2 separate regions of the Homo sapiens genome follow, and region 2 is linked to region 1. Evidence: read pairs that join two places in POLR2A ChIA-PET (ENCODE). Cell type or tissue: MCF 10A. All regions are shown on one strand. Each heading gives the region's core, and the rest is flanking DNA. Links, peaks and the distances in the headings are about the cores only.

Region 1 (5,382 bases), core at 82-5,081:
TTTCATACCAGTCATGTAGCATCTTAAGGATCAAAAGTAGCTTCAATGGAATATGGAAACCTACGGCAAGTTTGGAAGTAGGTACAATCACTACCAAAGTAAGCTTTGATTAAATTAATATCTTGTTTTCAAAAACAGTAACTTGCAAAATGGCCAGTCAACAAATAGCTAATTCAACTCAAATAACTATCTGTGTTCAGAAAAGGAACAAGCAGGATACAAACATCCAAGCCCGCAGAACGTAACCACTAAATATATATGCAATACCTGTTTTCCATCAGGTTCTGAAACAAATTCGCTGTCCTAATTATATTCAGTTTAAACCAGCGTAAAAAACAGTTAACATTCATTGAGCCTACACCAAATGGTGGTAAGTGGAGGAGGTTGCTGAGAAGTGCAGTTAACCAATTCAAGGCCGTTTTAAATAAAGGACAAGAAAAGTGAAAATGAAGACCACCAGAGGGCAAAAGTAAAGACCGCAAGCAGTAAAAGCTTTACTTATAAACAAAAGACAACCAATTGTGAAAATAAATGCCATGGTGTTTTAAAAGACTTAATGTGGGCAACTCCTTGTTTAGGACGGCATAAAATTGCAGGTGATATCAATTACATTTAAAATGCTGGCAAGATAAGACTGAGGAGAAAGAAGGCAGTCACTCGGCCTATTCAGAAGCAGGGAAACACTAAATCGAGATCTTTTGAAATTGTGGTGGTGATCAGAAGCTGACTACAGACCAAAATAATGAAAATTATTCTCACTCCTAAGACTTAATCATACTTAGTGAGGCACCTAAGGTTATGGGAGATTAATGTGCTATTCATCCTTGGACAATCCTTACATTGTCACAATATAGGATCTACAAGGACAGGTCAGATCCATCTTTATAGAGGCAGTGCCCTTGAACCTGGCATCCCGAGGTCAACACAGTCTCTCGCAGAAACACATCCACTTCCCCACATATCCCCATATCATCCCATTTTTCTTATATACCTCTTACTGGAAGTCCTTCCTAACCAAGAATGAACCCAGAGCAATCTGTCATGCACTACATGACATCTCAATTAATGACGGACCACATACACGACAGTAGCCCCAGAAGATTATAATACCATATTTTTACTGTGCTCTATGTTTCGATACACAGATACTTACCATTATGTTACAACTGTCTACAGTATTCAGTACAGTAACATGCTATACAGGTCTGTAGCCTAGGAGCAATAGGCTACACCATCTAGCCTAGGTGTGTAGTAGGCTCTACCATCTAGGTTTGTGTAAATATATTCTATAATGTTTGCTCAACGACTAAATTGCCTAATAAGTCAATTCTCAGAACATACCCCCTTGTTAAGCAACCACAGATTTGACAACTAGGGGCCCTGAGTGCAGTTTCAGTGACCCCACTTCCGGAGGTATCTGGGCTGCTGGCCCCAGGAGTACTGGCCACCAACACAAGGCCTGGAGTCCCTCCTCCTCCTGCGGTGGCTGACCAGGATCCTTGAGTTCCTGTCACTGAACACTGGGGCTGGGAATCTATTTTTGCACTGAAATAGTATTTGAGAGTAATCAGATTCTTTTTTTTTTTTTTTTTGAGATAGAGTCTTGCTCTGTCACCCAGGCTGGAGTGCAGTGGTACAATCTCGGCTCTCTGCAACCTCTGCCTCCTGGGTTCAAGTGATTCTCCTGCCTCAGCCTCCCAAGTAGCTAGGATTATAGGCATGCACCAACACGCCTGGCTAATTTTTGTATTTTTAGTAGAGGCAGGGTTTCACCATGTTGGCCAGGCTGGTCTCAAACTCCTCACCTCGGGTGATCTACCTGCCTCGGCCTCCCAAAGTGCTGGGATTACAGGCATGAGCCACCACGTCTGGCTGACTAGATTCTATAGTATGCTACATAAGAGGCAAGAAGGCTTTTGCCAGACAGCTGAGAACTAAAGCACCAATTTTCACATCGTTCTATAGAACGATTTTCTTATAAGAAAATCAATTCCTCATTGCAAGCTGATTTACAAGTTTTTGAAACTACTTCTATATGAAGTGGGCCTAGAAGAGGAAACAGTATGCACGTATCAAGGCAGTAAAAGTGAAGAGGGCTGGGCGTGGTGGCTCATGCCTGTAATCCCAGCTACTTGGGAGGCTGAGGCAGTAGGACTGCTTGAGTCCAGGAGTTCAAGACCAGCCTGGGCAAAAAAACAAGACTCTGTCTCTAACAAAAATGTAAAAATTAGCTAGGCAGGATGCTGCACACCTGTAGTCCCAGCTCCTCGGAAGGCTGAGGCAAGAGGATCCCTTGAGCCCAGGAGGTCAAGGCTGCAGTGGGCTATGATCGTGCCACTGCATTCCAGCCTGGACAACAAAGAGAGACCCTATCTCTTAAAAAAAAGGCGGGAGGGGGCGAGTGGAGAAGGATTCAAAATATAATAGGATCAATGGAAAGACAACATATCTCCTGTGAAATTTATTTTTTCAGACTATGCTCCTCTCCAGCAATCTCTAACATATCAGCTATGGCTTCCTATTTCAAAATCCTTCACCCACCTCCCAATCTTCTCTTCTCTCTCTTGTCTATCACATCCTGTTCTCTAGAGATTTCCAGCCCAGAATTTGAAACACCCCAAGTGTCTCAAATTATTTCAAAATAAGTTATGAAACTTTCAAAACAAATTAATGTAGTAAGTGTACACTATAAAGGAATCTGCCATGGAGGGTGTCAGGAAACCCAAAACCCTGGAGATCATGTTGCAATTCCCAAAAGGAAGCAAACCACAGCTCAGGAGAGGCCAAGGAGGTATATATGTAACATATAGCAGTCCCACAAACACTTTAAAGAACTACACAGAATCAGCACTAAATCTCTGCGAAGATTCAGAAGTCGGTGCCAGCACTGTGACAGAAGGCAATGTTTTGCAGAGGGCAGTGGAGGTACAACAGAATATGTATCTTTTTCCACAGTGGAGCAAAACTTCGGCTAAATTCTACTAAACCTCTTACCCCAACCACTTCCAACCTCTGACGGGACACTTTTCTAAAATGATCCCAACAAACCTGGTGAACCTCTGAAAATATATCCAAACAAAATTAATTGTAATGTAAACAAATGTAAAAACAAGTATACTGCATACGTTATAGTCCCATTTCTCATGGGAAGGGTCAGCTGCGAATGCTAAGATCATTCAAATAACATGACTTATCACAGCAAAACAAAAGTTTAAATTTACTATTTAAATTTGCTACTTGAATCTTTCCTGGACAAAAACAAACCTGGCAACTAGTTTCTTCTGAAGAGTAAACAGCACAGAAGTTTCCTCTTTCACTCTGACCGCAAATTCAACCACAGAGTTAAAACAAAAAGTTTTCTAGAATTCATGAATCTGTACAGAGGTGTTCAGCTGGGAAGCTTAGGAATCATATTCTACTAGATCAACTAAGTCAACAAAGACAAAGAAACTGAGTCATGGGTGGCTAAGTAACTTGCCTAAAACCAAAATAGCTAATTAGTGACTTGGGACTCAGGTTTCTGAAATTCCACAGGCGTGCACTTTCCACTAGACCACATGGGTGAGGATGGGGGATGGTAGGAGGAGGTGCAAAAATTCAAAATGGACTTGGCCCGTTACACATCTGCCCAGAGTAGTTTCATCTTACATGGCCTAAGGGACTCTCAAGGAACAAGCTAAAGTCAACTTTTTTTTTTTTTTTTTTTTTAAGACGGAGGCTTGCGCTGTCACCCAGGCTGGAGTGCAGTGGCATGATTTCAGCTCGCTGCAGCCCCTGTCTCCTGGGTTCCAGCGATTCTCCTGCCTCAGCCTCCTGGGTAGCTGGGATTACAGGCGCACACCACCACGCCCAGCTAATTTTTATATTTTTAGTAGACAGGGGTTTTCACCATGTTGGCCAGGCTGGTCTCGAACTCCTGACTTCAGGTGATCCGCCTGCTTCCACCTCCCAAAGTGCTGGGATTACAGGCGTGAGCCACCACGCCCGGCCAAGCTAGAGTCACTTCTAATGGTGCCTGGGTAGCGTTTTTAGACAATAAAGTGACTAACATTAATTTGGAGTCAGAGTATACACATACCAACAGTAATTCAAATACCATTCCAAAAGTCACTATCTGATTTTCTAAAGGTCAGATAGGAATTAAAGGAAAAATGCCATTTGAATATATTCAATTGCCAATAAAATATACACTCCAAGGAGACTGACTACCCTTAGAATCTGTTAAGTAAGGACTCAAGGTCCCCAGATGGTTAAAAGAAAAAAAAAATAGAAAAAGAGAGGTAGCTCTGGTAGAAAAAAAAACAGTTCTTAGATCACCACAACCACAGCAATGAAAGGAACCCAAGATTATATCCAAGTACTGACTGGCCCAAACACAGCAGAGAAGAATAGGCATTCTGATTATCAGTGTTTGAAAAATCCAGGTTTAGTTTAGGTTTGAGATGTGTGGAAGAAGTGATGAGACAGAAAAGAGGAAAAATTAGAAAACCAGAGGAGAGGAAAGAAAGTCATGAAGTGGTAAAGAGAGCAGGTGGGCCGGGCGCGGTGGCTCACGCCTGTAATCCCAGCACTTTCGGAGGCCAACGCGGGGGGATCACCTGAGGTTGGTAGTTTGAGACCAGCCTGACCAATATTGAGAAACCCTGTCTCTACTAAAAATATAAAATTAGCTGGGCATGGTGGCACATGCCTGTAATCCCAGCTACTGGGGAGGCTGAGTCAGGAGAATCACTTGAACCCGGGAGACAGAGGTTGCGATGAGCCAAGATCACGTCATTGCACTCCAGCCTGGGCAACAACAGCAAAACTCCATCTCCAAAAAAGAAAAAAAAAAAAACAGAAGGTGATAAGGCAAGAAGGTGCGGATCTCAGAGCCTTGGCAGGAAAGCCCCCACCTTCTGCAGAGGAAAGCTCCGGTCAAGACATACACATTAGACCAGATGGTAAAGGACATTTGTAGGTTTCTGTCTGCGTGCAGGCAGAGGTTTCTACAGAATATATTGGGTCTATACTTTTGCTCTCCCTGTTCCAGAACTTGATCTTATGCATTCGATCAGGAGTAACCAATGCCAACTTAGAAATTTATACTGCGAAGCCCTAATTCTCAAGGGGACTCAGCTCATTCTTAACCCAAAAGGCCTAGTATCTGGGGAAATCACTTCAGAATTCAAAAATTCTGAATAAAGGGATTTAATCACCCTAACCATTATAATGAAAGGAGGATAGGCTTGAAGCATGCATCAGTAATTCCACTGCTATTTCAGAGTCTTCTCTAAAAATTAATTATATATTTTTTAATAATTTCCTATTTAGCATTCCTTTCTATTAACCAAAAACTTCTATTGACATAACAGTGTTTCCTCTTGCTTCCAAGATTCTGAA
Region 2 (5,382 bases), core at 101-5,100, 54 kb after region 1:
ATACTGATAATGATATGAACAATGAAATCCAGGCTGAGGTGATCTCAGATGGAGATGAGGGACTTGTTGAAAACTAAAGCAAAGGTAACTCTTGTTATGTTTTAGCAAAGAGGCTGGCAGCATTTTGCCCCTGACCTAGAGATATGCAGAACTTTGAACTTGAGAAAGATGATTTAGGGTAACTGCTGGAAGAAATTTCTAAGCAGAAAATTATTCAAGATGTGACTTGGGTGCTGTTCAAGGCATTCAGTTTTAAAAGGGAAGCAGAGCATAAAAGTTCATAAAATTTGCAGACTGACAATGCGATAGAAAAGAAAATCTTATTTCCTGAGGAGAAATTTAAGCTAGCTGCCGATACTTGCGTAAGTAACGAGGAGGTGAATGTTAATCCCAAAGACAATGGGGAAAATGTCTCCAGGGCATGTCTGAGACCTTTGTGGCAGCCTCTCCCATCACAGACCTAGAGGTCTAGAAGGAGAAAATGGTTTCATGGGCAGGGCCCAGGGTCCCCATGCTGTGTGCAGTCTAAGGACTTGGTGCCCTGCATCCCAGCTGCTCCAGTTGTGGCTGAAAGAGGTCAACATAGAACTCAGGCTGTGGCTTCAGAGGGTGCAAGCCCCAAGTCTTGGCAGCTTCCACATAGTGTGGAGCCTGTGGGTGCACAGAAAGTCAAGAATGGGGGTTTGGGAACCTCCATCCAGATTTCAGAAGATGTATGGAGATGCCTGGATGCCGGACAGGAGTTTGCTGCAAGGGTGGGTCTCTCATGGAGACCCTCTGCTAGGGCAGTGCAGAAGGAAAATGTGGAATTGGAGTCCCCACACCTAGTGGAGCTGTGAGAAGAGGGCTACCATCCTCCAGACCCCAGAATGGTAGATCCACCTACAGCTTGCACTGTGTGCCTGGAAAAGCAGCAGATACTCAATGTCAGCCTGTGAAAGCAGCCGGGAAGGAGGCTGTACCCTGCAAAGCCACAGGGGCAGAGCTGCCCAGAGACCATGGGAACCCACCTCTTGTATCAGCATGACCTGGATGTGAGACCTGGAGTCAAAGGAGATCATTTTGGAACTTTAAAATTTGACTGCCCTGCTGGATTTCAGACTTCCATGGGCACTGTACACCCTTTTGTTTTGGCTGATTTCTCCCATTTGGAATGGCTGTATTTACCCAATACCTGCACCCCCTTGTATCTAGGAAGTAACTAGCTTGCTTTTGATTTTACAGGCTCATAGGTGGAAGGGACTTGCCTTGTCTCAGATGAGACTGAACTGTGGACTTGGGTTAATGCTGAAATGAGTTAAGACTTCAGGAAACTGTTGGGAAGGTATGACTGGTTTTGAAATGTGAGGACATTTGGAGATTTGGAGGGCCAGGGGAGGAATGATATGGTTTGTTTCTGTGTCCCCACCCAAATCTTATCTTGAATTGTACTACCATAATTCCCATGTGTTGTGGGAGGGACCCAGTGGGAGATAATTTGATTCATGTGGGCAGTTTCCCCTATACTGTTTTCATGGTAGTGAATAAGTCTCACGAGATCTGATGGTTTTATCAGGGGTTTCCACTTTTGCATCTTCCTCATTTTCTCTTGTGGCAGCCATGTAAGAAGGGCCTTTCACCTCTGGCCATGATTCTGAGGCCTCCCCAGCCATGTGGAACTGTAAGTACAATTAAACCTCTTTTTCTTCCCAGTCTCTGGTATGTCTTTATCAGCAGCATGAAAACGGACTAATACAGTGTGAGGCAGAAAGAAAAATGTTTATCCACCAACTTTTTATTGCTTCTCATTTCCTGACAACTTTCTTTTACCAAATAGCTGAAAGTGTACAGTTAGATGATTTTCAACTATTTGGGAGTTCTTTCATTCATTCACAAATTTCACATATATTTGTTGTAAACTCACTATGTGCCTGGCATTGAACTAGGTGTTCTTTCAATGCTTAGCTTTTTTTTTTTTTTTTTTTTTTTTTGAGACAGGGTCTCGCTCTGTCACCCAGGCTGAAGTGCAGTGTCATGATCTTGGCTCACTGTAACCTCCACCTCCCGGGTTCAAGCAATTCTCCTGCCTCAGCCTCCTGAGGAGCTGGGATTATAGGCGCACCCCACCATGCCTGGCTAATTTTTGTATTTTTAGTAGAGACAGGGTTTCACCACGTTGCCCAGGCTAGTCTCGAACTCCTGAGCTCAGGTGATCCACCTGCCTCAGCCTCCCAAAGTGCTGGGATTACAGGCATGAGTCACTGCACCTGGTCCCTGCTCAGCTTTTTTGATGGATATATTGGGAACTAGATTCCTATGAAGTCAGGCAGGCCCCAGATACTGATCAAATATTGCATCTACTCTCAAAATTTCCTAAATTTCTATTTTCAACACAGAATTAAAAACAAAAACAAAAATATCTGGGCATGGTGGCTCACGCCTGTAATCCCAGCACTGTGGGAGGCCAAGGCAGGCGGATCACTTGAGGTCAGGGCTTTGAGAGCAACCTGGCCAATATACCAAAACCCCACCTGTACTAAAAATACAAAAAAAAATTAGCCGAGCATGGTGGCAGGCGCTTGTAACCCAGCTACTTGGGAGGCTGAGGTGGGATAATTGCTTGAACTTGGGAGGCAGAGGTTGCAGTAAAACAAGATCTCACCACTGCACTCCAGCCTGGGTGACAAAGTGAGAGTCCATCTCAAAAAAAAAAAAAAAAACAACAAAAAACAAACAAACAAAAAAACACCTCAGTGTGTAACCTTTCCTGTGGCTAATAAAAGCTTATAAAGTTACTATAAGGTAAGTTTACCTCAGAAGGTAGATTACTATTCAAAAGAGGAAGTAGTTTTAGGATTGGGAGGATAAAGAAACCAGAGTCAGGACTCCCCTGGGGACAAAGAGGAAAGAAGTAAATTGTTGCAAGATATTTGTCTAGGGTTTTTCTGGTTTGAGAAGTAAGGACTGGAGTATTAGGAAGTCACAAAAGTTGCTGTCTGTTCATTTGGTGATACATTAAAGGTAAGGAGCACCTTCCCTGTAACTACAGCTCAGAGGATCAGTTCTTGTGACATTCCTTCTCCACATGCTGACCGGGCCTCTGTCTCAAAAAAAAAAATTTTTTTTCAAAAATATAAATCTCTCTTAAAAACATGTAACTCATGTACATTAAAGTTTTGAAATGTTTATGTTGATTACCTGAATTTAAAAATAATACAAACAGAATAATTGTTGGTACATATTCACGTACTCTGTGTGTGTGTGTGTGTGTGTGTGTTTTGAGATGGAGTCTCACTCTGTCACCCAGGCTGGAGTGCAGTGGTGTGAACTCGGCTCACTGAAACCTCCGCCTCCCGGGTTCAAGCGATTCTCCTGCCTCAGCCTCCTGAGTAGCTGGGATTATAGGCACATGCCACCATGCCCGGCTAATTTTTGTATTTTTAGTAGAGATGGGGTTTTATCATGTTGGCCAGGCTGGTCTCAAATTCCTGACCTAGGGTGATCTGCCTGCCTCGGACTCCCAAAGTGCTGGGATTACAGGTATAAGCCACTGCGCTCGGCCCATATTCATGTACTTTAAATAAAGTACTTTGAATAGCTGTGTTTTTTGCCAATACTCTCTTACTGAGATATTTCTACAGAGTGTATTTTTTTTTAATGTGGTCTTATCATTTTAATTTTCTTCATAAAATCGCCTACTTTTTTTTTTTGAGACAGAGTCTCACTCTGTCTTCCAGGCTGGAGTGCAGTGGCACAATCACGGCTCACTGCAGCCTTGACCTCCTGGGCTCCAGTGATCCTCCTGCCTCAGCCTCCCAAGTAGCTGGTACTACAGTTGCACACCACCACACACAACTAATTTTTATATTTTTTGTACAGTCAAAGTTTTGTCATGTTGCCCAGGCTGGTCTAGAACTCCTGGACTCAAGTGATCGGCTCACTTCGACCTCCCAAAGTGTTGAGATTATGGGCGTGAGCCATCACACCTGGCCTGTTATACTCTTTTTCAATTGACTCTACCATCTAGCTTACAATATTTTCAATTGAGAAATTACTCTTTCTTCAGGTGGTGAGGCTTATGGTAAGCTCAGAACAAATTCTGCTAAATGAAGGAAATTCTCAATATTATTCTTTTTATTTGAAATGTGTAAATATTTCAGCATAAGTATTTTCCCAGATATGATACCTCCTGTTTGCCTCCATTCAGAGTAGATGTCTTTAACTAATAGTTTTGTAAGACAAAACTTGTTAGTAAGTTGTCTCCATACTTTAAAATATTTTGTATATAGATGCTTCACAATTATTAGTTTTTGCAGTTTCATTCCATTCTGGCATAGAATACAAATTTATGAAATTGTTTTTACAAAAAGCTTCATCAAAAGATTATTCCAGAAATGTAGATATTCTAAGGCACAATTATAGAATTTCAAAATTAAACACTGTAAATGGATTAAGCTTTCCTTATTTATTCACTCAAGTCTTCCCTTGCTTTTATAGGATAAATTTTAATATCTCTTTGCTTCCAAGTTTTTGTTTTGTTTTTAGAGACAGGGTCTCACTATGTTGTCCAGGTTGGACTCGAACTTGTAGGCTCAAGAAATTCTTCTGCTTCTGCCTCTTGAACGCCTGGCACTACAGACACTCTCCCATGTCTGGCTTGGTTCCAAGTTTTGTTTTTAATAATAGCGTTTCTCTAAAAGTTTTCTAGAACATTTCTGCTTTATAGATTTCTTATTTATCAATAAACTAATTGACAATAAATATAATGTGTGCATCACCAGAATTTGTATTTATATGATCCTCACAAATTTTGTCACTGAATTTGCAATAGCAGACACAATAAAGTCAGATGAACTTTCAAAAGCTTTGAGTCACTGAATTTCATGAAAATATTGAACAATTATTGGAATTAATTAAATTTTAATTTGAAGCAGCTGGTGACACATAAAACAGAAATCATGAGCTGTTTGCAGAGTTCTGTTAATTAAACCAAATATATTAGCAGCTATTGCTTCATATTTCATGCCTGTCGAAGAAAAGCTTAAAATAACAGCTAAGGTTTGAAGTAAATTCTGGGGCCTCCTTAACATATTTATGTCTTCTAATTTTCATTACTATAGGCCCCAAGGAGGCTGATAAATGTTGGCAAATATTTTATGCACGTTATATTTCATCGTCAACTTTATTTAGAAATGAGAAATCTGCATTTGAAATTTCATTAAACATGCTTTTTTGCTTTGTTTTGTTTTTTGAGCTCTTTGTTGCTGAGAGAGTTCATCACAACATTTTTGAAAAGTGTTACCAAATGATAGGGTAAATAAATAGTTGTAGATTTACCCTATCTAGTATATGCCAAAACCATTTTAGCAGGATTGCTCACACTACTTTGTGTAAGCTTTATGG

What was found. ChIA-PET counts read pairs that join two places held together with the same protein. Peaks named below come from ENCODE experiments on the same cell type or tissue, not always from the same donor. Only the 100,000 strongest peaks of a DNase experiment are listed, where the experiment ranks them.
Region 2: POLR2A ChIA-PET joins it to region 1 with 5 read pairs; 5 of 35 experiments call an interaction of 5 or more read pairs at or near these places.

What each region holds. Positions count from the first base shown.
Region 1 is chr1:214,522,276-214,527,657 of GRCh38, forward strand. The region is part of intron 1 of PTPN14 (protein tyrosine phosphatase non-receptor type 14); the gene reads right to left. Among named protein-coding and RNA genes, the nearest start is that of PTPN14, 27 kb to the right of the region's middle. RefSeq lists an enhancer at 3,353-4,236. In MCF 10A, for the core only: no CTCF peak of the experiment used is centred there; DNase peaks (open chromatin) are centred at 2,736 and 3,496.
Region 2 is chr1:214,576,526-214,581,907 of GRCh38, forward strand. No RefSeq gene overlaps it. Among named protein-coding and RNA genes, the nearest start is that of CENPF, 24 kb to the right of the region's middle. In MCF 10A, for the core only: no CTCF peak of the experiment used is centred there; no DNase peak of the experiment used is centred there.